Regions from separate parts of the Homo sapiens genome. Here region 2 is linked to region 1. Evidence: chromatin loops called from intact Hi-C (ENCODE). Cell type or tissue: heart left ventricle. All regions are shown on one strand.

What was found. A loop is a pair of places that touch in the nucleus more often than their neighbours do. Peaks named below come from ENCODE experiments on the same cell type or tissue, not always from the same donor. Only the 100,000 strongest peaks of a DNase experiment are listed, where the experiment ranks them.
Region 2: it touches region 1 in a loop (2.2-fold over the local background); 1 of 110 quality-filtered maps calls a loop at or near these places.

What each region holds. Positions count from the first base shown.
Region 1 is chr18:7,582,891-7,587,890 of GRCh38, forward strand. All of the region lies in intron 1 of PTPRM (protein tyrosine phosphatase receptor type M), which reads left to right. Among named protein-coding and RNA genes, the nearest start is that of PTPRM, 18 kb to the left of the region's middle. In heart left ventricle, no CTCF peak of the experiment used is centred here; no DNase peak of the experiment used is centred here; H3K27ac peaks cover 999 bases.
Region 2 is chr18:7,662,158-7,667,157 of GRCh38, forward strand. The region is part of intron 1 of PTPRM (protein tyrosine phosphatase receptor type M); the gene reads left to right. Among named protein-coding and RNA genes, the nearest start is that of PTPRM, 97 kb to the left of the region's middle. In heart left ventricle, no CTCF peak of the experiment used is centred here; no DNase peak of the experiment used is centred here; H3K27ac peaks cover 438 bases.

The sequences.
Region 1 (5,000 bases):
TATAATAGCCTCATTAAACTTGAGTTCTCAAGGTGGCTGTGCTATTTCCTCACTGTGAGAATCACATAGCTTCTCTAGTCCTTCATCTGTGAAAAGGGTATGAATTCTACTTCCTTGGTCATCCTGTGTAAAACACAGTGCCCAGTCCAGAATAGCTGCTGTTATTGTTGGAGCCCTATGACTACAGAATAGCCTTGAGCAATAACCTTGCCTTGTATTTTTCCTTTATGTCTACAAACCCCAAAGGGTATGGTTTTCCTCAGCCCCAGTTTTTCTTCCATTTGTGATCTTGATTCATAAATTTGCTACCATTTCTCCTGGTTTCCTAGAAATAAGGAAAAAGGAAATGTGACAATTGCATGCCACCTAGGTGCTAGGTCCTTTACATATCATTTATATACTTCTCCAATGTGATCCTATTAGGTGAAGATGACAGCACTGGTATTTTAGGGTTTATGGAACTGAGGCCTCAACACATTTCAGGATGTCCCATGGACAGTGGCTACAGCTGATTTTAGATCCAAAAGTGCTCATTTCCCTGGGCCCAAAGCCTGTTTTCTTGTCCCTGTCTGTTGGGTCCAAAGCGCATGTTATAATTTTCAAGTATGGCTTAAGAATTTGGTACAGTTTCTCATTTTGATGTTAAAACAATTGTAAGATTGGCACAGCCCAGAAGTGCAGTGTACTTACTGCTATTTTACAGCCCTCTGAAATAGTAAATTAAAAGGAAAAATACTTAGCTTCTTAGTGACTTGACTGAAATTAATTGGTTAGAGAATTACTTATATTTTTCATGAGCAGAGGAGGGCAGAATGTTGTCTTTTCTCTGGTTACAAATCCCGTAGATAGAACTGTGTTTTTGTAATTTCTTGTGTTTTCCATCCGAATATCTGTTTAACGTGAAAGGTGCAAAATCCTTTGTAAATCTCTAGTCTGTATGCCTGAGTGGTCTTAGGGAGAAAATGCCAGTAAGGTAAGCAATAATTTAAGACCTTTGACTTCAAGTGGAGGTGGGAGGCCCTAGGAGACTGATGTTAATCACCTTCTTTAGAACAAATTTCATTGCCTTTTGAGGCTTGACAAAGTAAAGAAAACATGTAGATCTGTATTTGAAGGATTTAAAATAATCTAGTGAGTAAATTCTTACTTTATCCGCAATGGGAAAGAACTGTTTGGTATATAGTACTCTACAGTGGTTATGTACTTTGCTTATTTAAATAACATTCTTGCAGTGTCATTAGGGAGAATTACATCAAAATAAACTGCATTAACAAAAGTAGAATAAGTGAGTATCGAGAATATTAGCATTTTTCAGAGTGACTTTAAAAAATTATGCAATTATGAATTCAGACATTTTATCAAAATTATTTATGAAGTAATGGTCATTGTCAACAGATGCAAGTTTGTAAGTAAGTACTGATTTTGGAAAGATTCCTGGGCAGATAGAGATAAAATGAGGTGTTTGTCGTCGATTGTTAGGGATGAGAAAGACCTCAGGACTGGGCTTTAGGAGATCTGAGCTCTGATGTCTGGTTCTGCTGCCATGTAGCATGTGATTTGGGTCAAATCTCTTCATGGTAACTCAAGGCCCAGAAAAGTAAAATTGATACTCTAATAATACTTTTTGGCTACCTAAAATAAAGACGAAGATCAGTGAGAAATTGTGATTGTGTTGGCATTTTTTTTTTTCTCTTGGGATGCTTTCTGAATACATATTGTTTATTAGATTCTGGGTACCCCCACCCCAAGATTATTCTCTCATGCCTCAGTTCTATAAACGGAAACTAAACACAGTGGTGAGAAGTCCTCCATGGCTGGAAGAATATTCAAGAGTTGTTTGCAAGGCATATTCTTTTCCAAATACAATGCTTACCTAGCACTGAGAGTGAAATGAGGTAGAATAATATCCCCCTGCTGGACGAGGTATCTGTGCCTTCTGTGGGTGAGTACCCATTTATAAGTCCTGTGCTGAGGCCCTGGGAGCCAGGCCTGTGCTGAGCATTGAAGATATAAAGGTTTCCAAGATGAGGGTTTGTCGTTAAGGAGCTCACAGGAAAACTGAAGGGATATCCAAGCAAGTCGAGCCCTCTATTTCTCAACTGACATAGACAGCGTGGAAATTAGGGAGGGAGAGAGGAGGTTGCTCCTTCCCCAGGCTGGCCTTGGCAAGGGAGCTTGAGGCCAAGTGTGCAGGAGGAAAGATCCGTGGGAAAACTGCAGGGAAAGCTCTCCTGTGGTCACCTAGGTAACTAGGAGGTTTGCAGTTAGACAATAGACACGGGAGCTGCCCATGAGGCCTTTAGGCACTATTCAGGTTGATGCAGAGGGAAGGGAGAGAATAAACTTTTACATAGTCTTTTGAAATGGTTTTTAATTTTTTTTTCTCTTAAAACGGGATGTCTTCTAAGCAAGTGAGTTTTCGAAGGCTGTGGTTATCTTAGAGTAGATGCAGAAAGGAGAACATCTGGGAAATTGCAGAGAGGATTGGAAATTGCAGAGAGGAACGAAGTTTGAATAGTTTTTGTTTTTGAACTTGGTGGCTTGGCAGTCTTCCCTTCTGTCCCATGCAGATCATATTTGGTGCTGTATTTAAGGGATGGATTTGTGCGGGATTGGAATTTGGCCAGAGGTTGGAAAAGTGTTGAGTATTGGGGAAGATTCATGACTCAAAATATTGGCTACTGTTCTATTCCCATGCCTGATATCAAGGTCCAAGGCTTTCTCTCTTTTTTTTTCCTCTTCTTCTTTTCCCTCATCTATCTCCCTCTCATGTGATAGATGGGTTTTGAAAGGAAGTGGTAAACCAAACAGGTATCTGTATCCCACTTAACCATGGCCACTCCTCTTGTAGTGGCATTGTCAGTGGCCAGGCCGCTTGTCATCGTATTTCTCCTCTGCAGATGTGGACAGGACAGAGTGTTCATTCACATAGAGTGAATTGGTAAGTGAAAGCATAACCAGTACCATGCCTGGTGAGGCACTGGGTGGTGCCTTATCTACTTTATATCTAATCAGCACTGAAGTTCTTGTGTGTAAATGTGTAATAACACCACAAAAGAACAGCTGATACTCATAGAATACTTAAAATTTCTAGGCATTGTCTTAAGCGCTTTTTAATTATGTATTATCTGATTTAATACTCATAACAACCTAAATTACCCTCAGTTTACAGGCCTGGAAATCAACTGAAGCAAAGTGGCCAAGATCAGGCAAATTGTAAGGGTAGAGCTGAGATTTGAACATTATCAGCTTGATCCTTTCAGCCACTAACCTACAGTTTGTAGTTCTTTGTCTACATCAGACAGGCTTACAATCACGCTGCATACATCGTGGGCTTAACCTGCTTCTGTTTCAATATCCGGGATCTTTTTGTATGCTTCTCTGTTGGTTGGTTAGTCAGGAGTCCACTACGGGTGGATGAATGGTTCAGGTATTGTAAGTGCACTGGCAATGAGGTGGCAGGACTAAGGACCTGGGGGAAAGAACATCAGTCCTTAGGCACTTAATCAGGTTGATATCTTTAGTTTGGGGGGTGACTTTTAGAACAAAGTCAACAGATAGGTTTGCTTATTTTGGAGATTATATTATAATATAAACCAGCCAAACTGTTAGGGTTGGGAGCAAAACCAGGGCTAGATACTGCGTGATGAAACCTTGCCAGTGAAATGGCTTTCTGAGCAGGGAGCTGATACTGCTCAGTTCCAAGGTCTGTGGGGCATTGGCATCTGACTTAAAAGCCTGTATATTCAATAAAAGAATGTTTAATAAAACAGCAACTCAAAGCACTATAAACATTTAAAAACAGAATTTTTAAATACTAGGCATTCCTTGCACATTGATAAGTTCACATCTGAAATTTGCATGACATAAACATACAGTTGAGAAGGAGAGAACGTATGCCCTATGGTAAATATTGACATTTTAAAATACAACTTGTACAAACATCTTTTAAAGGTATCCATTGTAAAGACCCAAGTACCAAAGGGATTCGATACCCTCCATTGTCCATTTAAAAATATATGAACAAACTTTTATTTAATTGAGAGAAACTTTACCTCTTTAATTTTTCTCCTTAAACTGGTACTCCCATTTTCTTTCCCTATAGAATCATATCCTATTATAACACATTTGTGCTTGAAAGTCTGTGATTACTTATCAGGCTTCTCTGTAACAAAAATATGTAAAAAGTTGAAATTTTAATTCTATATTTAATTTTATAGGAGTATAAACCTTTAAGTGTTAGATTTTTATGTAGTTGAATTATCACTAGTATGTAATCGAATCATTGTTAAAATTTATTGGAAGAATTGTTTCAGAAATCAACTGGGCTTTCGATGAAATAGTTCATTTATCTGTGGGTAGATATTACTTACTGGTTGAGTTAAACTGGGTTAAACATCAATTCTATTTCCATTTTTCATTTTTATAAATAGGTACTGAGAATCTTTGTTCATATAAATAGATGGATAGGATTAGCCACTTCTTTGAATTTCTTTTTCAAGTTTCATGCCAAGATTCACATCATTATCTAGTATCAGTAATTATTTTTAATGACCTGTTAGCTGACAGTTTGATTAAGCTCATTCTCAAAATTGTTGAAAGCAAAAATTGGGAAACCAAGTAGTCTCAAAAGGATTTGTTGCCCAGTTATGCACCCTCTCATTTGCTGGGAAGTAGACCAAGAGGCTTTGCAAAGATTTCCTCAATGACTGTTAATTTCACCTGTTGTTTTTTAACTTAAAAGCATCTTGTTTAACCCAGAAATATGAAGAAGTCATTGGGAAAACAAAAATAATATTAGTTTCAATATACTTTAGCCAATACATGTTTTAAATATATTTATATAAATAAATACACACCCAAACCCACATATGTATAGTTAAACCTTAGAGGTGAAGATTTAGGCTAATCAATAAGTGAACAATATATGATTCCATCGCAAAGCAGTTCTCATCAAGCTGTCGGTAAAATCAGACGTGCTTTCTATCAGATAAAGTCTA
Region 2 (5,000 bases), 79 kb after region 1:
ACTCCTGGGCTCAAGCAATCTGTTCACCTTGGCCTTCCAAAATGCTAGGGTTACAGGCATGAGCCACTATATCCAGACCATATATATGATCTTGATAGAAGATTATGCTGAGATGCAGCACTATTCACAATAGCCAAGATTTGGAAGCAATCTAAGTGTGTATCAAGAGATGAATGGATAAAGAAAATATGGTATGTATACCCAGTGGAGTATTGTTCAGCCATAAAAAAGAATGAGATCCTGTCATTTGCAACAATATGGATGGAACTGGAGGTCATTATGGTAAGTGAAATAAGCCAGGAACAAAAAGACAAACTTAACATGCTCTCACTTATTTGTAGGAGCTAAAAATTAAAACAGTTGAATTCATGGAAATAGAGAGTAGGACGATGGTTACCAGAGTCTGGGAATGGTAGTGGTAGTGGGGAAAGAGGGAGGGTTAAAGAGTACTAAAAAAAATAGAAAGAATGAATAAGATCTAGTATTTGATAACACAACAGTGTGATTATAATCAATAATAATTTAATTGTACATTTAAAAATAACAAGTATAATTGAATTGTTTGTAACACAAAGGATAAATACTTCACGTGATGTATACCCCGTTTACCCTGATGTGATTATTACACATTGTATGCCTGCATCAGAATATCTCATGTATCCCATAAATATATACACCTATCAGTATGGATACCTATTATAATGTATCCACAAAAAAATTAAGAATTAAAAAAGATATATACATTTTAATAACATTATGCTGAGGACCATGTCTTCATCATGTTTGCACCTCCTTCACTTGCCTGGAATACTTGCTTAGGACAGAGTAAGTGTTCTGAACTTGTTTTTGAAATAGATGTATCATCCCCTCTGCTCTTCTTGGCAGGTCTGTGTGGCAGCACATTGGTCATGGGCCAGGACGTGGACTCTGAGGGCTAAGTGACTGGTCAGGAGCAAGGAAGGCAAGTCCTGCTTGCACAGTCCTAACTTGGTGCCCTCTCCCCAGAACCCCCAGGCCATGGACATAAGGAAAGGTCACGCACTCACTAAGCACACTGGCAGTCAGCAGCATCATTGCACACTTTCCAACTGTTTACTGCCAGTATTTTAAACTAGTTAAAAACTTAACTCTACTGGTGACCACCTAAAGATCAAGTTTCAGCAAAGTGGGACTTCATTCATTTATTGGGCAACTGAGAGGGGTGGGGCAGTGTTCTAGGCACTGGGAATACAGCAGTGAACAAAACACCCTCAAAATCACTGCCTTCATGGAGCTTCAGTCAAACTTGAACAGGGGTTGGAAAAGAAACTGCAAAGTAAGTGTTCTTGATATTTTGTTGCACAATCAGCCACCCCAGACTCAGTGACTTAAAGGAATATAGCAGCCATTTCCGTTGCTTACAGATCTGCAGTCTGGGCAGGGTTCCGTGGGGGAAGGCTTGTCTCAGCTTCACAGGGTGTCAGCCGAATGCTGGAGCAGGGCTCATGTACCATGAAGAGGACAAGGGCCTTTTGTTTGAAAAGCAGGGTAAAAGTGCCATTAAACATACTGAAATAGAAAACATTTTTCCTTTCTCTTGTGGTCTGTTTCTGGACATGTCGTGGTGTTTTCATTTGCCTCATATTGATGGGTTCCCTCAGGGCTGAGGATAATTGCTGGGCAGAGCAGACCGTCATAGGCACCTGGGGGTCCTGCCTCAGTGCCCCCATGGGACTAGCTGCCAGGTCCCTCTGCCCCCCTCCAGCCCCAGGACAGATGACTCATGCCTTAGCTCTGAGTGGGGATGTCAAGCCAGACTTTTCCCTTTCGCTTGGGCCCGCCACCTCAACCCACAGTGGACTGGTGACCCTCTAGGGATTTCAGCCTCCGTGCTGGATGTGCTTGGTAGCTAGATTGGGAAAGGGTAAGGGCTTACTCATACAGAGTCACCTGTCATACATGTCAGGGTTCTGCTAGCCCAGGATGGGACAGCCGCAACATCCCACACTCTGAAACATCATAGGCATGTGTGTACCCAGCCCTCTTTGTGTCTCTCTGCCAGGGGCAGATGAGGCAGCCCTCACTGTGTGGAGGAGCCAGGGTGGGGCCAGGGCGCCAAGAGAGTGGGTAGTGAGTGGCTGAGAACCTGTCCTGGGGATGTGGGATTACGCAGGAGCTAAGGATCCAGGTCCACAGCTCATGTGCCATTGTTCCACCTAAAGAACACATATTCACAGATAAAATAAGACTGTGACCACAGAGCATTAAACATTGAGCATAAGCCCTTGTGAGCACAGGGCCCTGGAGCCTGCGCTGTTCTCATATCCACGGCCCTAAGCTGGAGGAGATGCTTCCAGGTGACTGTCTCCCAAGGCCAGTGGGCTGGTGCTGGCTGTTGTCTAGGAGCGCATCCCAGGTCTTGGGAGGATAGAGTTTTCTCCATATGGGCCTCTTCATGCTACTCTTCATGTGGCTGGGCTTTCCTTGCAGCGTGGTGGCTGGGTTCCAGGAACCAGTCCTGGGAGATCCAGGCAGAGCTGCATTGCATTTTTAGGGTCTAGCTATGGGAACCACAGAGTCACTTCTGACATAACTCTTTTGTTGAGGGAATCACAAGGACCCAGCCAGGTTCAAGGGGAGAAGATACAGATGTCTGGATATATTACTGGGGCTGTATTTTTACAAAATACTATCTGCCACCGTAAGATGGTATGTGAGATGGGGATGAGATAGGATGTGAGATGTCATTAACTGTGATGTAGAAGTTTGTGGGGGAAAACAGGTTTGGGGTGTGATGGGGAAAATCAGAAGTTTGGCTTGGACATTTTAAATTTGAGATGTCACTACCTTAGTGGAGACGAGAAGTATGTATTGGACCTGTGGGCTGGTGTCCATGGAAGAGAAGTCTGGGTTGGAGGTGAAAATGTAGGAGTTGTCATAAAATTACTAAGTGTGAATGTATTTCCTGGTAGGGGACCCCTCAGGGATTGCAATTAATTTGCTATTGAAGGTGACCTATTCATTTTATGTTTAGACTGATGATTTAGAAGGTTTTATTGTCAAATCTTTTCAACTTATGTATTTCGATAGAAATGACAGTCAGCCAAGCAATTTTCCTTATGAGGGCTCTGAGTGTGTGTGCATGCATGTTTACCTGCACATATGTGTAAGTACTGCATTCTAGAAATCTCAGCCTTGAACTTTTCCTTATGATGTTGTACAGTCTATGGTTTTTAGTTTATGTGTATTTTGAGATATTCAAATTTTCATTTACATAGATATATGCATTTTACTTATTACCTCGTAAATTTTTCCAGGCATACTATGTAAGATCAGGTTCTAGTTTAAATAGTGCTTCAAAGATTGGGAGGCAAAATTATTCTTTCTTCTGTCTTCTGGTGATTTTATTTTGCTTGAAGTTATAATTTAGAAGAGCATTAAATTAGGATATTTGGAATTATTCTTTGGACCTTACCTATACTTGAATCAGGGTTTAATAGAATATATTGGACAGGCGCAGTGGCTCACACCTGTAATCCCAGCACTTTTGGAGGCCGAGGGGGGTGGATCATGAGGTCAGGAGATCGAGACCATCCTGGCCAATGTGAAGCCTCATCTCTACTAAAAATACAAAAATTAGCTGGGTGTGGTGGTGCATGCCTATAGTCTCAGATGCTCAGGAGGCTGAGGCAGGAGAATCGCTTGAACCCGGGAGGCGGAGATTGCAGTGAGTTGGGATCGCGCCACTGCACTCCAGCCTGGTGACAGAGCAAGACTCTGTCTCAAAAAAAAAATAGAATATATTTAACTTTTATTAATATTCTATGAATCATAAGTAGCAAATTTCCTCTCAAACAGTAAGATAAATTGACTGATGGCAAATGATGGGATGTGTTTTGATCTTAGGAGAAAGACATGCCATCATAAAATATTTTAAAGACATATCGTTAGAATACATTTCATTTAATAAAGAATGTTTCCATAAAAGACTTGAGGCAAAGCTATTGAAGTTTTATTTAAAAAGCATTTTATTCCTCCTTCCGTGAAGATTTTCCCCTTTAATCTTCTGTGTTTTCCTTTCTTTCCCACTTTCTCTGTTCCCTTTATTTTCTCTTCTCTTTCTGTTCCCTTCCTTTGTCTTCTCTTCCCAGAACAAAGACCTGGATTCTTGCTTGCAAGGGGGAGATTGAAATGCAAATGGAAAGGAAAACACGAATGATAACACTAATAACACTCCTGTCCATGTTACTCCCGCCTTTCACTGTAACTGAACCTGAAGAGGGAGCAGGTATCAGGGTGCTTTTGCTAGCATAAACACTGGGGCACCCTTATGTCTTAGCTAACTGTTCTCTTTGAGTTATTTAATAGAAAGACACCAGCGTCTGACGAGTCTTCACAGTACTTTGTCCCAACACTAGGGGCAATTATATAGATTTAATTCCACCTCCAACAGTTCTAGGCTGTCTTCTGGAAACCCAACACATTGTCCTCTCCTGATCTTTCCAGTTCTTAGTCAGTATATCAGGAATACAGTCTTCAGACTAAGGCCCTGCTGTTTTTGTCTAAACATTTTTGTTTTTATTTATCCCCTTCAAGCAACATTTTTCCCACTATATCCAATGTAAACAATTTGCATAGCAGTTTACAAAAGGGTTGTAAACCTTATTTTACTTGGAGGTTCCAAGAAAATCAGCAGACTTCTTGAGAGAACTAGGGATTTGGCAGGGGGTAGGTGGGAGGTATTAAGAGGAAGTCAAAAGCAGGGACTGATGATCTTATTTTAGGGCTGGCCTGGGAGGATGCTGGGAGTGTGCCACTCCAGGCCATGTTTCAGGTGCACAGTAATTGTTTTGTATTGAAGCAGATTTTCAGTAAACAATACTAGGGACCAACTCTGCCCAGCTGAGAGGAAATTAAGCACAGTTACTTGACTGATAATGATGCCAAACAGTTTCAGGTGTTAGGATTTCATTACGACTGTGTGTTGTCTCTGGCTGTACATTTACATTTTGTGTCAGGTA